Linked DNA regions of Homo sapiens: all the other regions are linked to region 1. Evidence: chromatin loops called from intact Hi-C (ENCODE). Cell type or tissue: mammary epithelial cell. All regions are shown on one strand. Region 1 has its middle 4.3 kb from the start of HSBP1L1. Region 2 overlaps ATP9B (ATPase phospholipid transporting 9B (putative)). Region 3 holds the start of KCNG2 (potassium voltage-gated channel modifier subfamily G member 2).

The links. A loop is a pair of places that touch in the nucleus more often than their neighbours do. Peaks named below come from ENCODE experiments on the same cell type or tissue, not always from the same donor. Only the 100,000 strongest peaks of a DNase experiment are listed, where the experiment ranks them.
Region 2: it touches region 1 in a loop (10-fold over the local background); 7 of 110 quality-filtered maps call a loop at or near these places.
Region 3: a loop joins it to region 1, with 12 times the contacts of the local background. A loop is called at or near these places in 11 of 110 quality-filtered maps.

What each region holds. Positions count from the first base shown.
Region 1 is chr18:79,959,094-79,961,593 of GRCh38, forward strand. No RefSeq gene overlaps it. Among named protein-coding and RNA genes, the nearest start is that of HSBP1L1, 4.3 kb to the right of the region's middle. RefSeq lists an enhancer at 959-1,643. In mammary epithelial cell, a CTCF peak has its summit at 1,328; a DNase peak (open chromatin) is centred at 1,298; H3K27ac peaks cover 1,387 bases.
Region 2 is chr18:79,377,975-79,380,474 of GRCh38, forward strand. ATP9B (ATPase phospholipid transporting 9B (putative)) reads left to right here. Exons shown (of 30, transcript NM_198531.5): 30 at 1-309. Among named protein-coding and RNA genes, the nearest start is that of NFATC1, 17 kb to the right of the region's middle. RefSeq lists an enhancer at 879-1,429. In mammary epithelial cell, a CTCF peak has its summit at 1,180 (motif pointing right); a DNase peak (open chromatin) is centred at 1,187.
Region 3 is chr18:79,796,381-79,798,880 of GRCh38, forward strand. It overlaps KCNG2 (potassium voltage-gated channel modifier subfamily G member 2), which reads left to right and starts at 1,558. Exons shown (of 4, transcript NM_012283.2): 1 at 1,558-1,634. RefSeq lists an enhancer at 841-1,437 and a silencer at 1,369-1,608. In mammary epithelial cell, no CTCF peak of the experiment used is centred here; no DNase peak of the experiment used is centred here; H3K27me3 peaks cover 840 bases.

The sequences.
Region 1 (2,500 bases):
ATTAGTGGGGTACATTGGTGTGCATCTGTAGTCCCAGCTACTCAGGGGTCTGAGGTGGGAGGATCACCTGAGCCCAGGAGGTCAAGGCTGCAGTGAGTCGTAATTCTGCCATTGCACTCCAGCCTGGGCAACAGAGCAAGACCCTGTCTCAAAAAAAGAAAGGAGCAACAGTCTCTACTCAGATCTGTATACCCAAATCTATACCCAAAAGAACTGCTTTTATATAATTTTTAAATAAAACTTTTCAAACACAAAAGAGCGTAACATAATGAAAGGCATGTATCCATCAACCAGCATCAATAATTATAAAATCGCTCTTTTAATGAGTATAAAATAAGAACTGAACTTAACGTTTAATTGGCAGCGTTTCTCCATTTCTGATAATAACAGTGCACCCTAAAATCAGCAGCGTCTTAGATTTAGGGCCTCAGAAACAAGGCCACCCACACTGGATCCGAGGGGCAACTGGGCACCTCCATGGACACCCATGCTTCATAAAGACAGCTGCACCCTACACTGGGTTGGACTGGGACGTTTTCAGCTATCCAAAATAAAACGTTGGTTTTCTAATTTAAAGCTTTGTTTCATGTCTACATTCTGCTCTTGTAGTCTGCATCTTCGCTCACGTAATTAGCTATTTCAGTCTTACCCAGACTGTTTTCTTCCCAATTGTCTGTCCTCACACCAGGGAAAGACTGGCTAATTTCTGTAACTTCAGAATACACATTAATATTCTTTAATATTTAGATTCCCATGGTCAATTATTCATCCTGGGCTAGTACTCGGCAGTTTCTCTTTTGTCAGTTCATGCGCCACCCAGGCAGCATATGCTGAGGAAGGCACAATTTCTACATTTATCCTAAGCCAAACATGAGCAGGAAAACTGAGAGCTATTCTAAACATAATTTTATCGGGTCAAAAAGAAACAACTGCTAGGCCGATCTGGCCGATGACTCCTCCAGTAGCTGTGAAATCGAGAATGCACATCATTTTCTTGCTGTGTTCCTAAGGTAGAGGAGACCACTTTGAAGACCCGCAGTCCATATTGGCATTGTAGAATTTGAGCAGAGGGCCATTTTGTTCTGTACTAAGAAAAATTCTTCTGCCTTGAGATGCTGCTAATCTGTAACCCTACCCCCAACCCTGTGCTCCCTGAAACACGTGCTGTGTCAACTCAGGGTTAAATGGATTAAGGGCTGTGCAGGATGTGCTTTGTTAAACAAATGCTTGAAGGCAGCTTGCTCGTTAAGAGTCATCACCACTCCCTAACCTCAAACCACTCCCTAATCTCAAGTACTCAGAGACACAAAACACTGCGGAAGGCTGCAGGGACCTCTGCCTGGGAAAGCCAGGTATTGTCCAAGGTTTCTCCCCATGTGATAGTCTGAAATATGGCCTCATGGGAAGGGAAAGACCTGACCGTCCCCCAGCCCGACACCCGTAAAGGGTCTTTGCTGAGAGGATTAGTAAAAGAGGAAAGAACGCCTCTTTGAGGTTGAGATAAGAGGAAGGCTTCTGTCTCCTGCTCGTCCCTGGGCAATGAAATGTCTCGGTGTAAAGCCAATTGTATATTCCATCTACTGAGATAGGGGAAAACCGCCTTAGGGATGGAGGTGGGACATGCTGGCAGCAATACTGCTCCTTAAGGCATTGAGATATTCGTGTATATGCACATCAAAAGCACAGCACTTTTTTCTTTACGTTGTTTATGATGCAGAGACATTTGTTCACGTTTTTACCTTCTGACCTTCTCTCCACTATTATCCTATTATCCTGCTGCCACGCCCGATAATGATCAATAAATACTAAGGGAACTCAGAGGCCGGTGCCAGTGTGGATCCGTATGCTGAACGCCGGTCCCCTGGGCCCCCTTTTTGTTTCTTTATACTTTGTGTCTCTTTCTTTTCCAAGTCTCTCGTTCCACCTAACAAGAAACATCCACAGGTGTGGAGGGGCAACCCACCCCTTCACTGTGTTGTCTCCATCAGATCCAGCTGAAGAGCTTTGCTCGAAAGCCAGTCCTTGGCCAGCATGGCCTCGTGCCTGTAAGTCCAGCGCTTTGGGGGGCCGAGGTGGGAGGATCACTTGAGCCCAGGAGTTTGAGACCAGCCCTGGCAACATATGGAGATCCCTGTCTCTAGAAAAATAATAAAAAATAGTAGCCGGGCATGGTGGCGTGCCTCTGTAGTCCCACCTACTCGGGAGGCTGAGGCAGGAGGATCCCTTGAGCCCAGTTCAAGGCTACAGTGAGCTATGATTGCACCACTGCACTCCAGCCTGGGTGACACAGCAAAACCCAATCCCAGAAAAAAGAAAGGCAGTCCTGTCATCTCCACAGACCACCCGGCCTATGTCGGTGAGGCCTGAGGCTGCTGTGTGCGGCGATGCTGGGTGGTCCTACTCGGGCTGCCCAAGAAGCCTGACCTGAAAAAGCAGCCAGGGCTGGAGGGACGGCCCAATATGAGCCTGGCCGATGCCGGCTGGAGAGGAGAGAGGCGTT
Region 2 (2,500 bases), 580 kb before region 1:
GAGCCCGAATTATTTCACTATTACTGTAAAGGGTTCATCTTACTCTGGCATTCTGAGAATTAGACTGAAAGTTTAATTTCTGCAGTTCCCTCATATTCAGATTCTTTCTTTGATGTTATAACACAAAGTCATTCCTACTCAAATGTAATAAAATTGAGGCTCCACGGAGGCCCGTGTCCACATCAGCTGCAGCTCCCACTCAGACAGACGGCCTGCCCCACAGCCTGCCCTTTGCTGAAGATACCCTCGCTTTATACTTGCATTTCGCTTTTCAGTAAAAACAGTCAAGTTACTGAGTTCTCACATAAAGAGCTCTTCTCACACACTCTAAAGGCAAGTTGCGTAAACAGTGGCGTTTCCGAACGCAATTCCATTGCGGCCACCAATGTAAATCATTGCCCAGAGACTTTGCTGCTAGCATGCGTGTCCTTCCCATCCTTTTTCTATTTGCAAAATCACACTCGAACACCATTTCTATATATAGAGATCAGCTGTCCTGTAAAACTCAAATCCCCTAAGATGGCCCACTTGCCTGGTCATGGGTTTCCTATTTTATTTGGCTGGAAACAGGCACCGATTGAGGTGGATGAAAGCCTGTGCGGCTGCCCCGCTGCATTCATGGTGTCGCCCAACCAGACCCCTCGCTTCTGGGAAGCTGGGAAGGTCTTTGGGGCCAGGAGTTCGTTTTCTCAGTTGTGTCCTGTGCCTGGGGTGTTCCTCGAAACCGGTGTGTTGTGCCGTCGTCTGCAGCCATGCCTGTTCTTGGAGGCCTCAGCAGAAGTTGGTCAAACGCCAGGCCTCTTGTCTCAAAGGAGAGTTTCTCCGTATTTTCCACGCAGGCGGCAGCCTCCGCCAGGAGTTTCACCTGTTCATTTTCTTCCGCGTCGTTTCCCATCAGGGTGGGCCCCGTCACCTGAAATGCTGGCGGAGCTGTGTGCGTGGGGTTCCGAAGGCGTTTCACCAACCAGCGGAGGGACTGCCCAGCACCCACCCGCCCTCCCCCGCAGCTTTTCAGAGGAGAAAATAGGCACAGAGAGCAATCAAGCTGCCTTTCTTCCCGATACCGCATCAGCGCCTGTTGAATGGAATTCCTCTGCCGTCATCTGTCGGCGCTGGAGCATCCTGAGTTTCCGGACGGGCCCGGCCCTGCGAGGGCGCGATTTCCTGCGCTCCCACAAGGTGTCGCTGGCGTCCGCTCGGTGATGTGGGCGCGTCTGGTCGCTGCCGGAGGCTGCCTGGGAGTTTCCCTTCTGTGCCCCGAGTTGGTGTCTCCTGGAAGTCACGTCCTGGCTGGGGCTGACTTGGATTTCACCTGTCTTTTCGCTTCTGCCGCAGCAGTTTGCGTTAGGGGCATTGGGACGGTAGAAATCTTAAGTCCACAGCCAGCAGCTCAGGAGATGGGGTCACACACTCAGGCCTCGGGGGTGGAGGCCAAGGGCAAATCAGAGGCTGCTCCCCCGTGCACCTTTAAAAGTAAACCACCCACCTGTGAAACTGACTAATAGAATAATAACATTGTCGATAACCTCAGAAAAGCTGAACCCCTGAGCCTTTGGGAATAACACTGCAGTACAGCTTTCAGATACAGAAACGACCAGCCTTCGATCAGTTGGATCCTGATTGGGAGACAGTTGAAGATTTGTCTCAAGAAATCGAGATGTATTAAGGGCAGGTAGAGACTGGAGGAGGAAGGGGTCTTTTCCTCCGTAAACGAAAATCACCCCCTGCGGGGGCTGCTGCTGTGAGGGTTAAATGAGATGCACAGGGCGTTCCCAGCAGACGACGGGCATGCAGCAAGGCAATCAGAACGGGGTCTGTGACACGGATTTTCTGCTAAAGAAAATAATAGCCCACTAAAGGGTCATTAGATCGGCATTAGATCTAGTTCCAGCTCTAGTTCAGGAGCCAGCTCGGGTCAGGCGAGGGGTGGAGAGGCTGTGTTTCCACCTGCTTGCGGCGTAACCTCATCGCTTTTTAGGTTCTGGACCTGTGTCAGCCCTAGAAATTCTGAGCCGGCCGTACAGCCCCAGAGGCCTTCAGGAGGGCGCCCAGCCTGGGGAGAGCATTCTGCATGTGTGGAGTCGGCGGTGCTGCATGAGCAGGAGCCCATTCCTCGCTTCTGCGTGTCATGGGCAGCGTCCAGTGCCGCGCTGGCCCCGTGTTTCTAGGTTTACATGTAGAGGCGTGACCCTCACGGTCCTGTCCGCGGCCCGGAATAGCTGGTCACAGGAAGGTGCGTGCTGCGGAAGAACCAGCAGGGCCCGCAGCCTCGGGAGACTCCTTGGAAAGGGGAGGTTGAAGCCGAGACCGGGAAGATACAAGCAAAGCCTGTCATCAGAGCAGCTCATGCTCAGACCCGAGACTGGGGCCTGGTGCTCTGGGGTGATGAGAGCAGAGTGCCAGCCGCTCAGCAGGGGCGGCAGGCAGGCGAGGATTCGCTACTGCTTTCCATAGTCTCATCCGATTCCAGTTCAGTGACGGCCAGGCCTTGAGGGCCGCA
Region 3 (2,500 bases), 160 kb before region 1:
ATGAAAAAGTTTAACCTAATAAAAACTACCGAAATAAAATGTACTAGGGACAAATTGTAATATACAAAACCTAGACTTTTAAAGAATCAAGTAACTGAAAATCATGGGGGAAAAAACCCAACAACTGCACAGACCTAGAGCTTTGACTAGCAAGCCAGGGCTGTCTGAAACGTGATGTGGTGCCTGGAAAGGCTGGTGAGCATTTTGGTTGGATCAGTAGATATAGAGTCTGCAAAAGGGAGGTGATGGGCTGACTGCACTCTGCACGGTCACAGCCACCAGAGACTGGGTCAAGGTGCAGGGTCTGAAAGAGGCAGCCAGGGCTGAACTGGACCAAGAAGAACAGACCGAGGTCAGAGAATGCACAGCCTGAGAAACCCTTCAGACCCCCACGTCCAAACCACCAGCTGTAGGGCAACCCCTGCGTTCCAGCACAGACAGCGCAATCTGAGTTATCTCGTTTACTTTTCTAATGAGTGTATTTAACAGGGGCTTCTGAGATAAAGGGGTCCTGGCTGCTTCTGCCTCCTGCAGCTGCAAACGTCCACTGGATCCCCAGGGCAATGTCCCCAGGGGCAGATCTGTTCAGCCTCAAAGGCCTCCGCTAACCACCAGCTGCCCCCCCAAAAAGCAGCCTCTGCCCTTTCAGAGGCAGCAGTGCAGGCACCTCCTGCTCTGAATCCGGTAGATGTTTCCATGGAGAAGAGCCTCCCTTCCAAGACCTGGTGCTCCGGCTGGAGCTGGAGAGGAACATTTCCTTTTTGTGGATGCAAATGAGAAACATCCACTCACTAGAGGCTCCGCTGCGGCTCCAGGATCCATCCCACAGAAGCGTCCGGAGTCCTCACAGCTGGCGTCTCCTGGGGATCCGCTCAACGAGAAGTGCCTTGGCTGTTGACTGAAAACCCACAGTCCTGTCCTTCCAGAGTCTTGGGCCGGGTTCCTCGTCTCTTCCCCTGTACCCCAAAGGCTGCTTTGGAGTGGTCACAGCAGGCAGGAGGCAGCCCGTGCCTCTGGAATGACATTGAGAGTGTTTGTGTGTGAGTGTGCATGCGTGTGTGTATGAGTGTATCCATGTGTGCCTGGATGAATGTGGTTATGAGCGTGTGTATGCATGTACGTGAGTATGAATGACTGGGGTTATGAGAGTATGTGAGTGTGCACCTGTGTGTGATTATGTGTGGCAGTGAGCGTGTGAGTTGCACGGATTGCCGATGTGTGTGCACCTGTGTGTGTGATTATGAGTGTGGCAGTGAGCGTATGAGTTGCACAGATTGCCGATGTGAGTGTGCACCTGTGTGAGTGTGAGCGTGTGTGCCCCTGCCAGGGCGTGCGCTGGTGGGGGCGGTGTGCAGAGTGGGGCCTGGGCCTCCTGCCCCCAAGGGCAGCTGGGTGGGCTCCGTGCTCCCTCCGAGTGGACTTGGCCCCGGCTCCAAACCCAGCCGAGGGTCGGCTCGCTCCTGGGGACCCGCGGATGTCGCGAGGGGGCGCCGCGCCACTGAAGGCTGGGACGGGGGCGGTGCGCGGGGCGGCGCCGGAGTCCGGGATGCCGGCTCCAGAGACGCCGCGCTCCGCCCCGAGGAGGCCGCCGGCCGGGTAAGCGGAGCCCGGAGCTCGCGGAGTCTGGACCGCAGGTAAAGTTGAGCGCGCCGTGGGGCCGGGGGTGGGGGGTCCGCGGCGAAGGAGCCGGGGCCGCAGTGGGCGGTGGGGCGGGGGGCGCGGGCTCCTGTCTGATGGTTCCGCGCGCAGCTTCTTCTCCGGGTGCGCGGTGCGCGCGGGCGCGGGAGGGTCGAAGGGGACCTTGGAATCCCCCTGTTCGGGCCAAGGGGGCGGGGGCGGCTCGGGGCCGGGCGGGGCTGGTGCCTCCCCCTCCCGCTCAGCGCCCAGAGTCCGGGAGTCGAGGGGGGCGTCGGGCCGGAGGCGCTCGCCGGTCTGGCCGCGCCGCGCGCGTGGATGGAGGTCTCGGCCGCGGATCGCCCCGTCTATTCGCGCTGGTCCTGCGGGAGCCCGGGTGAGCCGAAGGCGAGGAAGGGGCGCGGGTCTCGGGAAAACCCGACTCTCCCGGCGCCCGCCCCGGTTCGGTTGGGGGCGCACCCGGCTCGCGCGGAGAGCGGGCGGGGTGTGGGCGAATGCTCGGCGCGCTGCGCCTTTCCCGGTCCCCCTTCTCCCCGGAGATGAACGCCCCACTCCCGCTCGGACACACGGCCGCACCCCTACTCTGCCTCCTCCGACCAGCCGGGGCGCGGCCCGAATTGGGGGAGAGAAGACCCAGCTCCCGCAGCCGCGAATTCTGCAAACCCGGAGCCCATGCGCCCCGTCCTCCGGCCCGGGGAGCTCCCAGCCTTGCCCGCCGAGCGCAGCCCGGGTCCGGACTGTGGTCACTGGGGACGAGAAGGGTCCCTCCTGCGGGGCTCCCGGGTTCGGATGGACGGAGGGGGCGTCCGGCAGGTGAACTGGGCCCGCTCCGCGTCCCGAACGTTCCCCTAAACCCACAAGTCCC